2 separate regions of the Homo sapiens genome follow, and region 2 is linked to region 1. A link is a contact called in ENCODE Hi-C or POLR2A ChIA-PET data. All regions are on one chromosome and are shown on one strand. Each heading gives the region's core, a stretch centred on a gene start or an enhancer-like site at or near the end of the contact. The rest is flanking DNA. Distances are from core to core; before and after follow the strand shown.

Region 1 (4,050 bases), core at 836-3,335:
GAAACTTCATTGAGCGGGCTATATTCACAGAAAAATCCTGAAACTACTTCAATTTGTAAGTCTTAAGTTAAAATAAAATGCTTATACAATAAGCTTATTTTTCTTAAAACAAAACTGTATACTGTACTGTATAATGCTTTATGATTCTGCATTTTTTTTTCTTTGAGACAGAGTTTCACTCTTGTTGCCCAGGCTGGAGTGCAGTAGCTCAATCTTGGCTCACTGCACCCTCTGCCTCCTGGGTTCAAGTGATTCTCCTGTCTCAGCCTCCTGAGTAGCTGGGATTACAGGCACCCACCACCATGCCCGGCTAATTTTTTGTATTTTTAGTAGAGATGGGGTTTCATCATGTTGGCCAGGCTGGTCTCAAACTCCCAACCTCAGGTGATCCACCTGCCTCAGCCTCCCAAAGTGCGCCCAGTGGATTCTGCATTTTAATCGACTTTTCAACTAACAACTTACCTCTAGTCCCAATGGCATGGAATAGAAGAGATTACAGACCGTGGGTTTGTAATCGACTTTTCTTTTACAACATATTAAGGGCATTTTTCATGTCACTTTATGTAAATTTACCTCATTTTTCTTTTTTGAGAGAGACAGGGTCTCACTGTTGCCCAGGGCAACAGCGAGATCATAGCTCAGTGCAATGGCGAGATCATAGCTCAATGCAGCCTTGAACTCCTGGGCTCAAGTGATCCTCCCACCTTAGCCTCCCCAGTAGCTAGGATTACAGGCACATACCACCACCCCTGGCTAATTAAAAAAAAATTTTTTTTTTGTAGAGATGGGGTCTTGCTATGCTGCCTGGGCTGTACTCTCTTTTTATTTATTTTTTATTCTTATTTTTTGAGACAGAGTTTTGCTCTTGTTGCCCAGGCTGGAGTACAATGGTATGATCTCAGCTTACCGCAACCTCTGCCTCCCGGGTTCAAGAGATTCTCCTGCCTCAGCCTCCTGAGTAGCTGGGATTACAAGTATGCGCCACCACACCCGGCTAATTTTGTAATTTTAGTAGAGACGGGATTTCTCCATGTTGGTCAGGCTGGTCTCGAACTCGCTACCTTAGATGATCTGCCCACCTCAGCCTCCCAAAGTGCTGGGATTACAGGAGTGAGCCACCGCGCCCGGCCCTATACTCATTTTTTATAAAACTGGCCTCATATTATTCCATTGTATAGTGGATACACTCTAATTTCTTTATAAATTATTTAAACTATTTTTTGATGTTTTGTTGAAAAAAAACTTGAGCAGGGAACTGATATTATGAAGGTGGATTGAGGGATGAATGTGGCAATAGAGCATAAAATGAATTAAAGAGGAGAGAATGGAAAAGGAAATGGTTGATGAGAGACCCTTGAAATAATCCAGCTGAGATTAGGCCAGTTAGTGGCCATGGGTTTCCCCCTCACTCTTATGCATCCAACATATGCTTTCGTCCGTCTTGAAGTCCCGACATTTCTAGAAAACACAGTTGTCTTTCTCCTCTCTACCTTAGCTCATCTCAGTCCTTCTGAATTTCATCTTTGCTTGTTGAAATCCTACCTCTCCTTCAATATCCAGAACAAACCCCACACCCTGCCATGATTGGTCCTGGCTGGAAACCGTCCCTCCTTCTTTCTTCCTTCCTCTGTGCATGTTTCTTGCAAAGGCAGTACAGGGCAGTGGTGAAGAGCAACGACTTTGGAACCACCAATTTGCTATCTCTGTGACCTTGGGCACCTTACTCAGTGCCAATTCGCAGTGCCTCAGTGTCCTCACCTGTCAGGGGGAGAAGTGCATACAGCATTGTTATGAAGAGTGAATTAGTTAAAGGTTGTAAGAATAGTGCCTGATAGCATCTGATCAGCACTGAATATATGTTAGCAATTATTTTGATTCACCGCAGAGGGCGGTCTACGAGAGCGCAGAGCCCCACTCGGCCAGCGGGGTCTGGCGGGGGACCTGTCGCGCTGAAAGCTCCAGGGTAGGGCCGACGCCCATCAGGCTGGGCATCCGTTCGGGATGCGCAGGTTGCGATCTGCAACCGGCGGCGCCACGCCCAGGCGGGCGGAGCGCGGTTCCCGGAGTCTCGCGCCCGCGGTCATGTGACACAGCGAAGATGGCGTCGCCCGGCTGCCTGTGGCTCTTGGCTGTGGCTCTCCTGCCATGGACCTGCGCTTCTCGGGCGCTGCAGCATCTGGACCCGCCGGCGCCGCTGCCGTTGGTGATCTGGCATGGGATGGGTGAGTGAGTGAGAAATTTAAAAGGGTTTGGCGATTCTCTCTCTTCCTAGCCTGGGTTCGCATCTGCAAAATGCGGGTGTAGAGGGCGAGGACGTGGTCCCACAGCACGCGGCTGCCTCGACATTTTAGGATTTGAAGGATCTGCATTGGAAAGAGAGAAGGGGAAGGAGCCGTCCCCTTCACTGGAAAGAGAGAAGGGGAAGGAAAGAGAGAGCCGCGCACGGCGTTGAAGTTTTACATGCTGTCCTTGATTAATCCTTACAGTAGTGGCGTCAGGATGCAGCATCTCTCACTTGGTCAGGCTAGGTGAGCTGCGGCTGGCTATATGACTGGCGCATCTACCCTTTTATTTATTCCTTCACACATTGAACAGAGATTTGTTAGGCACCTACAGTTCATTTACAAATTGAGTAACCCTTATCTGAAATGCTTGGGACTGGGAAGCATTTCGGATTTTTTTTTTTTTAATATTTGCATATATACAAGAGATCTGGGGGGTGGGACCCAAGTGTAAACAGGAAATTTATTTATTTTTCATATACACCTTATACACATAGCTGGAAGGTAATTTTATGCAATATTTTAAATAATTTTGTGCAACCCATCACATGAGGTCAGGTGTGGAATTTTCCACTTGTGGCATCATGTCTGCGCTGAAAAACTTTCAGATTTTGGGTTTCCCATTTTCAGATTAGGATGCTCAACCTATATTCATTTAACACAGTTATTGAGCACCTACTAGGTGCTGAGGATACAGTAGGGAACTAAACAGACTAAATTCTTTGTTCTTTTGGAACCTACTCTCCAGTAGGAGAAGCAGATTATAAAGAAATTAACAAGTAAAACATAACATATCAAATGGTGATATGTGCAACAGAGAAAAATATAGTAGGGTGTAGGATAAAAACTGGAGGTGGGGGCTTGCACTTTTAATAAAGCAAAGTTGGGAAAGAATTCATTGAAAAAGTGACATCTGAGTACAAAACTGAGGTAGATGAGGACAGTTGCCATTTGGCTGTCTGGTAGAAGGAACAGTAAATGGGAAAGCCCTGATGTGGAAGTATGTCTGGTGTGTTCAAGGGACAGCATTCAGATCAGCGTGGCTGGAAATGAGTAAGCAAGGGGAAGAAGTTAGGAGTTTAGTTTGGAAGGGAGGGGCAGGTACAGAAGTTATTGGGCCTAGTAAGACTAATGCAGGGACTTTGGCTAGAGTGTCATGGGGAACTTTTTGAGCAGATGAGTGACATGATCTGACACATTTTTAAAGAATCACTTTAGTTGCTGTATTAAGAATAGATCGTAGGGCGTCATGGATGGTCACAGGGAGACAGGTTAGGAAACTATTGCAATAATTTAAACAAGAGATGATGACTTGGAACTGTAGAGTAACAGTAGAGGTGTTGAGAAGTGGTCAAAGTTTGGATAGATTTTGAAGGTGGATTGCTAACAGATCAGACTTGGAATAAGAGAGAAAGAAAGGAGCCAAAGATGACTCCACAGGTTTTGGCCTGAACAATTGGAAGGGTGAAGTTTTCATTTTACCAAGATGGGGAAGCCTGTAGGACAAGCTGACTTAGGGTGGGGGAAAGATCAAGAGTCTGCTTTTGGGCTTACTAAACTTGAGATCCTCATGAGACACCCAGGAGATGTTGTAGAGGCATTTGGAGTGTGGAGTCTAGGACAGAGATACGGGTTGGAGATTTAAGTAGGGAGTCTTCGGCATACAGCTAGTAGTTAAAGGCTAGGTGAGACCACCTAGGAAATGAGCGTACACAGAGGACTAAGCCCTGAGGCACTCCATTCCATTTGGAGGTGGAGGAAATGAGGA
Region 2 (7,570 bases), core at 1,827-4,326, 310 kb after region 1:
GTGTACTGAACCCCTTTTGCAGGAAAGCCCTCAGAATCCTCACCTGGGGAAATTCTGCTGTAAGCAATGAAAGGCCATGGAAGGATTCAGATTTTCATTTGGAAATATGCATTCTGCGGAATGAGTGAGGGCTGGGTGGGGTGGGTAGTGAGATGAGACATAAGGAGACCAGTGGGGAGGAGGTGCTCCATGAAACACCTGAGTGCAAAGGGGCGTGCACAGGCTCAGGGATTCAAGAGGCATTTGAAGGTAGAATCAATAGACTGAACTGCCCTTGGGAGGGAGGGACGTGTGTCTGCGCCAGGGTTTTGGCTTCTGGCTCTGGTCATGTCTTATCGGTCATTGGATGTAGCTTCTGGCATCTAGCAGGAAGGCCTGCCCTACTAATATATTTGGAGTTGGGTGTGACTGTATGGCGGCACTGAAGCCTCAGTGGATGAGCTCATCACCAGGTCAAGTCTAAGGGGAGAACAGGACTGTGGACAGACCCAGCAGACATCCATGTTTTAGAAGTGGGCAGGGAGGAGTGGTCAGCAAGGGAGCAGGCGTCCTTGAAGCCAGGGGAGGACAGGGTTTCAAAAACAAGAGAGCAGTGTGTAGTAACCCTCCACATGCAAGTTACAACAGCAGAGAGGTTTTCATCTATCAAACCAGCAGAGATTGATTTATTTATGTATTTAACAGTTATATCTAGTGTTGGTAAGGGTGATAGAAAATAAGCACCCTCGTGCTATTGGGGCAACAGATAATATGTATCAAAAACCATAAAAAGTGTATATGCTCTTTGATTCAAATATTCCATCTCTAGACGCCTGTAATCCCAGCACTTTGGGAAGCTGGGGTGGGCAGATCACCTGAGCCCAGGAGTTCAAGACTAGCCTGTCCAACATGGCAAAACCCTGTGTATACTAAAAATACAAAAATTAGCCAGGCATGGTGGTGCACGCCTGTAATCCCAGCTGCTCAGGGGGCTGAGGCACAAAGACCACTTGAGGCGGAGGCTGCAGTGAGCCAAGATCATACCATTGCACTCCAGCCTGGGTGACAGAGCAAGACTCCATCTCAAAAAAAAAAAAAAAAAATCCATCTCTAGAAATTCATCCTAAAGAAATCACCATGGATGTGCACAGATTATTCTACAAGATTGTTCATAACAACATAGTATATAATATAAAAATATAATTATCCCATAACATAAGCTTGATTAAAAAAATTATGATAACAATATGATGAAAAAATACCACGAAGCCAGTAAAAAAAGTGTGCAATAATTAATGGCATAGTGAAATACTGCAATATAACGTGAAGCTAATAAAGCAAATAAGATCCTGTTTTTTGTATGAAAAAATACACATACATGTAAGAAAAAGAGACATCAAATATTACCAGTGATTATCTCTGGAAACAGGGATTTGGGTGATTTTAAAATTTGTTGGGGGTAATATTTTTACTTTTCTGTACTGACCTGGCATAAGTTCCTTAATCGCTGTGTGCCTCAGTTTCCTCATTTGTTAAAAGAGGAGGTTCCAATGGTATGTACCCCCTGATGATGTGCAAAAGTGATTATGAAACTATTTTCAAAAGTTTCTACAAAAGCAAGTTACCTCTGTAATCAGGAAAAAGTAGTTCTTTTAGTGCTCTGAATAGTGTAATAATAATATTTATTTTATTTCATTTTATTATTTACCCTTGCAGAAATTTACTTCTTCGGTAAAAGACAGACTAGGCATGTGCTTAAGGAGCCAGCAAATGACCATTTACATTAATAATTTATTTAATATAGAAATTTTTATTGAAGTGATGACTTCTAAATGTGATTTTTGGGGGCATTATACACTTGCTTCGAGGTTTAATCTTCAATCCACATGGGGGGGCACCATAATCACTGGTGCCCAGGGCCCTCGTCTAGCCCCTGTGAGGCCCTTTGCAGTCCCTCCCTTGCCAGCCCCTCCAGCCTCCGCCATTTGCCCCGTGGGCTCTCCAGGTTCCACTTGAGGAGCTGCCCCCTGCCCCAGCCCAGCTCTACTGCTGTGTGACCTAGCGTAAGTCCCTTAACCGCTGTGTGCCTCAGTTTCCTCATTTGTTAAAAGAGGAGGTTCCAGTGGTAGGTACCCCCTGACGATGTGCAAGCATCACAGAAATGACACAAGACACACACTGAGAACATGCCTCGCGCGTGGCAAGTGCTGACTGTTACCTGCCATTATTAGGCTCCCCCGCCGGGGTCTCAGGGCCTTGGCACAAGCTCTTCCCTCTGCTTGGAGCACTTTCCTCCACTGACCTTTCCTGGCGCTCCAGGTCAACTCCAGGAGCCTTCCCAGTACAGTCTAGGTGCCTTCTCCTTCCGCAGCGCCTGAACCACACAGGAATAAGTAAGGCGAGAGCGCGCCCAGAGAAGAGCAGAGAGTGCAGAAAGGGGCTGAGTTAGTAGAGGCATTTCCGCGGGGATCCTTCTCCTGCCAGGCCTGCACCGGGGCCGTGGCGACTGAGAAGTGCACAGGTGGCTCCCGGGTGCTCCAGAAGGGCCCCAGAGCTCCTGGCCCGGCTAAAGGCAGGAGGCGGGTGCGCGTCTCCCCCGCGAAGCTGGATCAGTACTGGGGGCGCAGGGGGCGCACGCCGCGCAGCGAGGGCTGGCGGGGGCGGCCTGCCTGGGGCGCTGCCCAGGCTCACGCGGGAGCCAGGTGGGGGCGCGGGGAGGAGCAGCTGAGCAGGTGCCGGGAAGGAGGCGCCTGCAGCATGCCATGGCGACCCGCGCACGCGACGGCGGGGCGGCCGGGTGGCACCACTGGCGGGACCGGAAGGGCGCCGCGGCCCTAGGATCTCTGCGCCGAGGCCCGCGGCGGAAGCCACGACGGCCATGACCACGCTGACGCCCAGGCTGCGAGCCCCTCGCCCGGGCCGCCTGCCCACCCGCCACGCCCAGGTAGCACCTCGGGGTCTCCCCACCCGCGACACCGGCCGCAGCCCCGGGCCCCCTCGCAGGCGTGGCCCCCGCTCCCAGGCCCCGCCCCCGCCCCCCCATTGGTCAGTCCCGGGGTGGGGGCGGGCGACGCGGACCGCTGGGCAGGGCAGGGCAGGGACTCGCGGGAACCGCACCAAGCGGGTGGCTGCAGGAGCTCGCCCATCGCCCCTGCGCTGCTCGGACCGCGGCCACAGCCGGACTGGCGGGTACGGCGGCGACAGACGGATTGGCCGAGAGTCCCAGTCCGCAGAGTAGCCCCGGCCTCGAGGCGGTGGCGTCCGCGTCCTCTCGTCCAGGAGCCAGGACAGGTGTCGCGCGGCGGGCGCTCCAGGGACCGCGCTGAGGCCGCGGTCGCCGCCCGTCCCGCCCCGCCCCGCCGCCCGCCGCCCGCCGAGCCCAGCCTCCTTGCCGTCGGGGCGTCCCCAGGCCCTGGGTCGGCCGCGGAGCCGATGCGCGCCCGCTGAGCGCCCCAGCTGAGCGCCCCCGGCCTGCCATGACCGCGCTCCCCGGCCCGCTCTGGCTCCTGGGCCTGGCGCTATGCGCGCTGGGCGGGGGCGGCCCCGGCCTGCGACCCCCGCCCGGCTGTCCCCAGCGACGTCTGGGCGCGCGCGAGCGCCGGGACGTGCAGCGCGAGATCCTGGCGGTGCTCGGGCTGCCTGGGCGGCCCCGGCCCCGCGCGCCACCCGCCGCCTCCCGGCTGCCCGCGTCCGCGCCGCTCTTCATGCTGGACCTGTACCACGCCATGGCCGGCGACGACGACGAGGACGGCGCGCCCGCGGAGCGGCGCCTGGGCCGCGCCGACCTGGTCATGAGCTTCGTTAACATGGGTGAGTGCGGCCGCCCGCGCGGGGACCCTCGGAGTAAGCTGGCTGCAGGGGAGGGGCGCGCATCCGCGGGCTGTGCCGGGCCCTGGCCGAACGGGGAGTCACAGACGGTGGACGCGAACCACAGGGGAGTGGGACCGCCGTGGTTAGGGAAGGTCTAAGGGTCATGGGGGCCCCCTGGGCTGCGGGGTGGTCAGGAGCAGAGTGTGGGGGACTGTGGACTCCCAGGCGCTGCCTTCACCCTGCCCCAAACACACCCAGGAGTAAGAATCAGGTGATGTCTTTGCCCACCTGGGCTGCCCCGGGAAGACAGCCTGGTCCTGGGGAGACAGGTGAGTAAACAGAGGCCGGGATGCTGTCACTGTGATAAGGGCAGTACTGAGGAGAGGGACAAAGTTCAGCGTGGAAACCTGTGGTCACATCGGAGTGACCAGAGCTGAGTCGCGTGCCCTGAGTCCACAGCAGGCTCTTCTCTGTGCGGAGCCTGGGTGGGGTGCGGCTGTCAGGGGGGCGGCTGGGGAAGGAGCAAACTCAGCTCGCTGGGGCAGGGACTGTTGCCTTGTCACCCTGGGCCCAACACCTGGGATGTGATCTGGTATGGGGTGAGTGTCCAGTCCTGTGGAATGGTCCAGTGGGCAGCTGGACCCACTTTGTTCTCCCAGGCAAAGCCCGGCTTTTCCTGTCTGCAAATATCTTGTATCAAACCCTGGAGCTATTTATTCCCTAAGATCTCAGAGATTTTTTTTCCAGTACTAAACTCTTTGGTCTATGGTCATGTAGTTACTATTGGTCAGGTCACCCATCTGCTTTGCCTCCTGTCTGTGGCTAGTGACAGTCTGGGGTCTGGGGAACCAAGGACCACAGATCAGCCCAAAGTCGGGGAGCTGTGGGGCTGAGAGGAGGGAGAGGGTCCCTGGCCCCGGCCATCAGCCTCCCTCCACAGACAGCATCATTAATTCTTCATCCTCCCGACAACCCTGATAACAGCCACGGTCTTCATCCCCATCTCCCAGATGAGGACAGTGAGGCTCAGAGAGGCAGCGCCATGCCTAGGACAGCGCAGCCTCTACGCTGCTGAGCCAGGACAGGCCCAGGAAGCCTGACTGTCCATCCAGGGCTCAAAGAGATGACATTTCTGTTGTCAGGTCAGGCTTTCAAGGTGCAGAGACCTTTCTGAGGAGTCTGGGCTGAGGAAAACAGGGGACTGAGCCGCAGCAGGTTTTGTGGGGCCATCAGCCATTTGCTTCCTACACTAGGACAGAAGAGGGCATGGCCAAGCCTCTGCTTCCCGCAACCCAGAGCTGGTGGTGGAGGCGAGCAGCAGGAGGCAGCCATTCACCATCACTGAGCGCCCAGTGCCAGGGACAGGACTCTAGCCGGTGGGATCTGGATGCTGCCTTTGTAGTTAGAGGACAGGGTGGGGATGTGGGACAGAGGAGACCATCTGTGAAGCTGGGGCTGGGGCTCTGTCATCAGGACAGGCTGACACTGGGCTCAGGACCAAGAAGAGTTGTGGATGGAGTCGTCCAAGAATGTCCCCAGGGAGCCGCCCATCAGAATGCGTCACCACCCAGCCCACATCCGACCTCCCCTGGCATCCCCTGGGTCAAGGCATGCACAGCCTGGTGGGGCTATTGCTATGAATTGGGCAGGGCCTACCCCTCTGTGTGACCTTAGGAAAGTTCCTCACCCTCTCAGCCTTCGTTGCTCCTTGTAAAATGAGGTGCCTGGTGATCTGTCCTCAGGGTTGTTGTGTGATTGGTAGAGGGGCAGGAGTAGAAAGCCTGTGCTGCTCCCCTCAGAGGGTGAACCTGGACCTGGGCACTGTTGGCCCCAGGCCCTCCCAGCTGTGGCCTAGTTCGGAGGTGACAGGAACATCTCCACATGTCTTATACACATGTAAAACCTAGAAATGGATTCTAAAAGCCAATCAAAAAGTGTTTGTACCTGTTTTTAGAATGAAAAGTAGCATGTGAACTTTCACAGCCTTACAATTCCTCATTTAACTCATGTGAGACTGTTTTGCCAGCCCTGTTTCATGGGCTCAGAGAGGTTAAATAGCCAGCCCAGGGCCACACCGCACATCCGGGGTGACATCCACGGCTGTGGATTTCAAATCCCAGCTTCTTCCCACACCAGCTTTGTGCATTTCATGAAGACTTGGGGCCTCCAGCGCTGCGAGATTAACAAGCAGATCATTGTTAGTGGAAGCCCAGGCTGTGGGTGGGCGCAGCCAGCTGTCAGAAAGGCCTTCTTTATTCTGCTGTGCTAACTGCACTAGTAGAACTCTCTCAGTTAGAGTAGCTTTAACTGGTAATTACTGAGGCTGGGTGGGGCGGTGGGGGGGCATGGATTAGACACATACCAGGATGCTCTCCATGTTTGGAGGCCCCTGGAGGTTGGTGGCCCTTCTCCTGCCTCAGCCTCCCGAGTAGCTGAGATTACAGTCATGTGGGCAGAGGCCACCACGGGATCTAATAGCAGGGTCACTGTGGTGTCACCGCCCACACGCAGGCTCCCACACCTGCTCCTGCCGGCTCCACCTCTCCTATCAGCTTCATCTGACTCCTGAATAGCCAGGTCTGGTGCCCGTAGGGCCCAACTCTTGATGGCAGCCTGTGGGACCCAGGGGGCGGGGCTCTCATAGGCCTCCCACCATGGCTCAGGTCTCCGTGCAGAGCAGGTGCTTTAGGAAGCCAAGCCTGCGTCCTGATGTTCAGAGCCTGCACTGGGAGGCCAGGGCTGGGGTCAGAGCCGGGGCCCTGCCTGGCCTGTCATCCATATCAGCCTGTAGACCTGGGCTCTCTTGGGCAGGACAGTGATGGAGCGGTTGGATTCTGTCCCTGGTCTCTCTGTGCTCAGGGAGGGGAGAGCCCTGAGCTGGGAGGCAGGACCCAGGTTCTTGTGCTGCCTGGGCCCACCATTAACTCCTGCATGTCCTGAGCCACGGCCCTTCCCTTCCCTGGGCCTCTGCTTTCTCGTCCATTCTACGGTGATGGCATCAGAAAAGCAAGGTGCCTCCCAGCCCTGACCCTGTGGCTCTGTGGCAGAGGCGCCTTCTCACAACACCGCCATGCCTTGGCCCCAGTGCCTCAGGGCAGCCCGGCCCCTCCTGAGGGAGGAAGGATGGCAGGAAGGACCACCTCTGCACACTCCTTCTGAATCCTTCTCCACCCATCTCAGCAGAGAGGCAGGTGCCCATGTTCCAGATTGAGAAACTGAGGCATAAGCAGGCCTAGCAGGCAGAAGTCCAGCCAGGATCAGAATGCAGGCAGCTTCATTTTTGTCCTGATCCCTTCCTGAACCAGACAGATTTGCTCCTGTGGTCTCCGGTGGCCATGGACAGGGGTGTTGATGAACAGAGCCGTCTGGATTTGGGAGAAGCAGGACTGAGTGGGAATTCGGGACCTGGCCCGGGTCCTGCTCTGCCCTTGCCAGCCGTGTGACCTAGAAGGGTGGCACCATCTCCGTGGGCCCCAGGGCCACTTCCTTTGGTTCTTTACCAGGGACCTCTTTCATTTTCCCATTCATTCATTCAGCAAATAGTTCTGTAGCACCTACCACGGACCAGGCAGAGTTCTAGTTGCTGGGGATATAACAATGAGAGAAGTAAAGTCCCTGCCCTCAGGGAGATGACTTTCTAGTCTAGAGACACATAATACATACATGAGCCCTAAAGGTAATTGTCGGGTGTGCTAGACAGCAACGCCCCATCGGGAAACAGGAGGGGCTGAACAATGGCAGGACAGACAGGGCTAGATTGGGGGTTTCTGACCTGAGACCC

The links. Hi-C counts contacts between places; a loop is a spot of excess contacts on that map. ChIA-PET counts read pairs that join two places held with the same protein, here RNA polymerase II (POLR2A). Pooled maps may share reads with other maps.
Region 2: a loop to region 1 is called in a pooled map, with 3 times the contacts of the local background. The contact joins the promoter of BMP8B here to the promoter of PPT1 in region 1. A Hi-C loop is called at or near these places in 5 of 50 pooled maps. POLR2A ChIA-PET finds 5 or more read pairs at or near these places in 2 of 52 experiments (activated naive CD8-positive, alpha-beta T cell and naive thymus-derived CD4-positive, alpha-beta T cell).

The regions. Positions count from the first base shown.
Region 1 is chr1:40,095,287-40,099,336 of GRCh38, reverse strand. It overlaps PPT1 (palmitoyl-protein thioesterase 1), which reads left to right and starts at 2,085. Exons shown (of 9, transcript NM_000310.4): 1 at 2,085-2,222. The coding sequence starts at 2,099. RefSeq lists an enhancer at 2,221-2,350.
Region 2 is chr1:39,784,371-39,791,940 of GRCh38, reverse strand. BMP8B (bone morphogenetic protein 8b) reads left to right here and starts at 3,076. Exons shown (of 7, transcript NM_001720.5): 1 at 3,076-3,789. The coding sequence starts at 3,456. It overlaps LOC101929536 (a long non-coding RNA gene), which reads right to left and starts at 2,965. Exons shown (of 1, transcript NR_135805.1): 1 at 1,770-2,965. RefSeq lists an enhancer at 2,469-2,970 and a silencer at 2,525-3,124.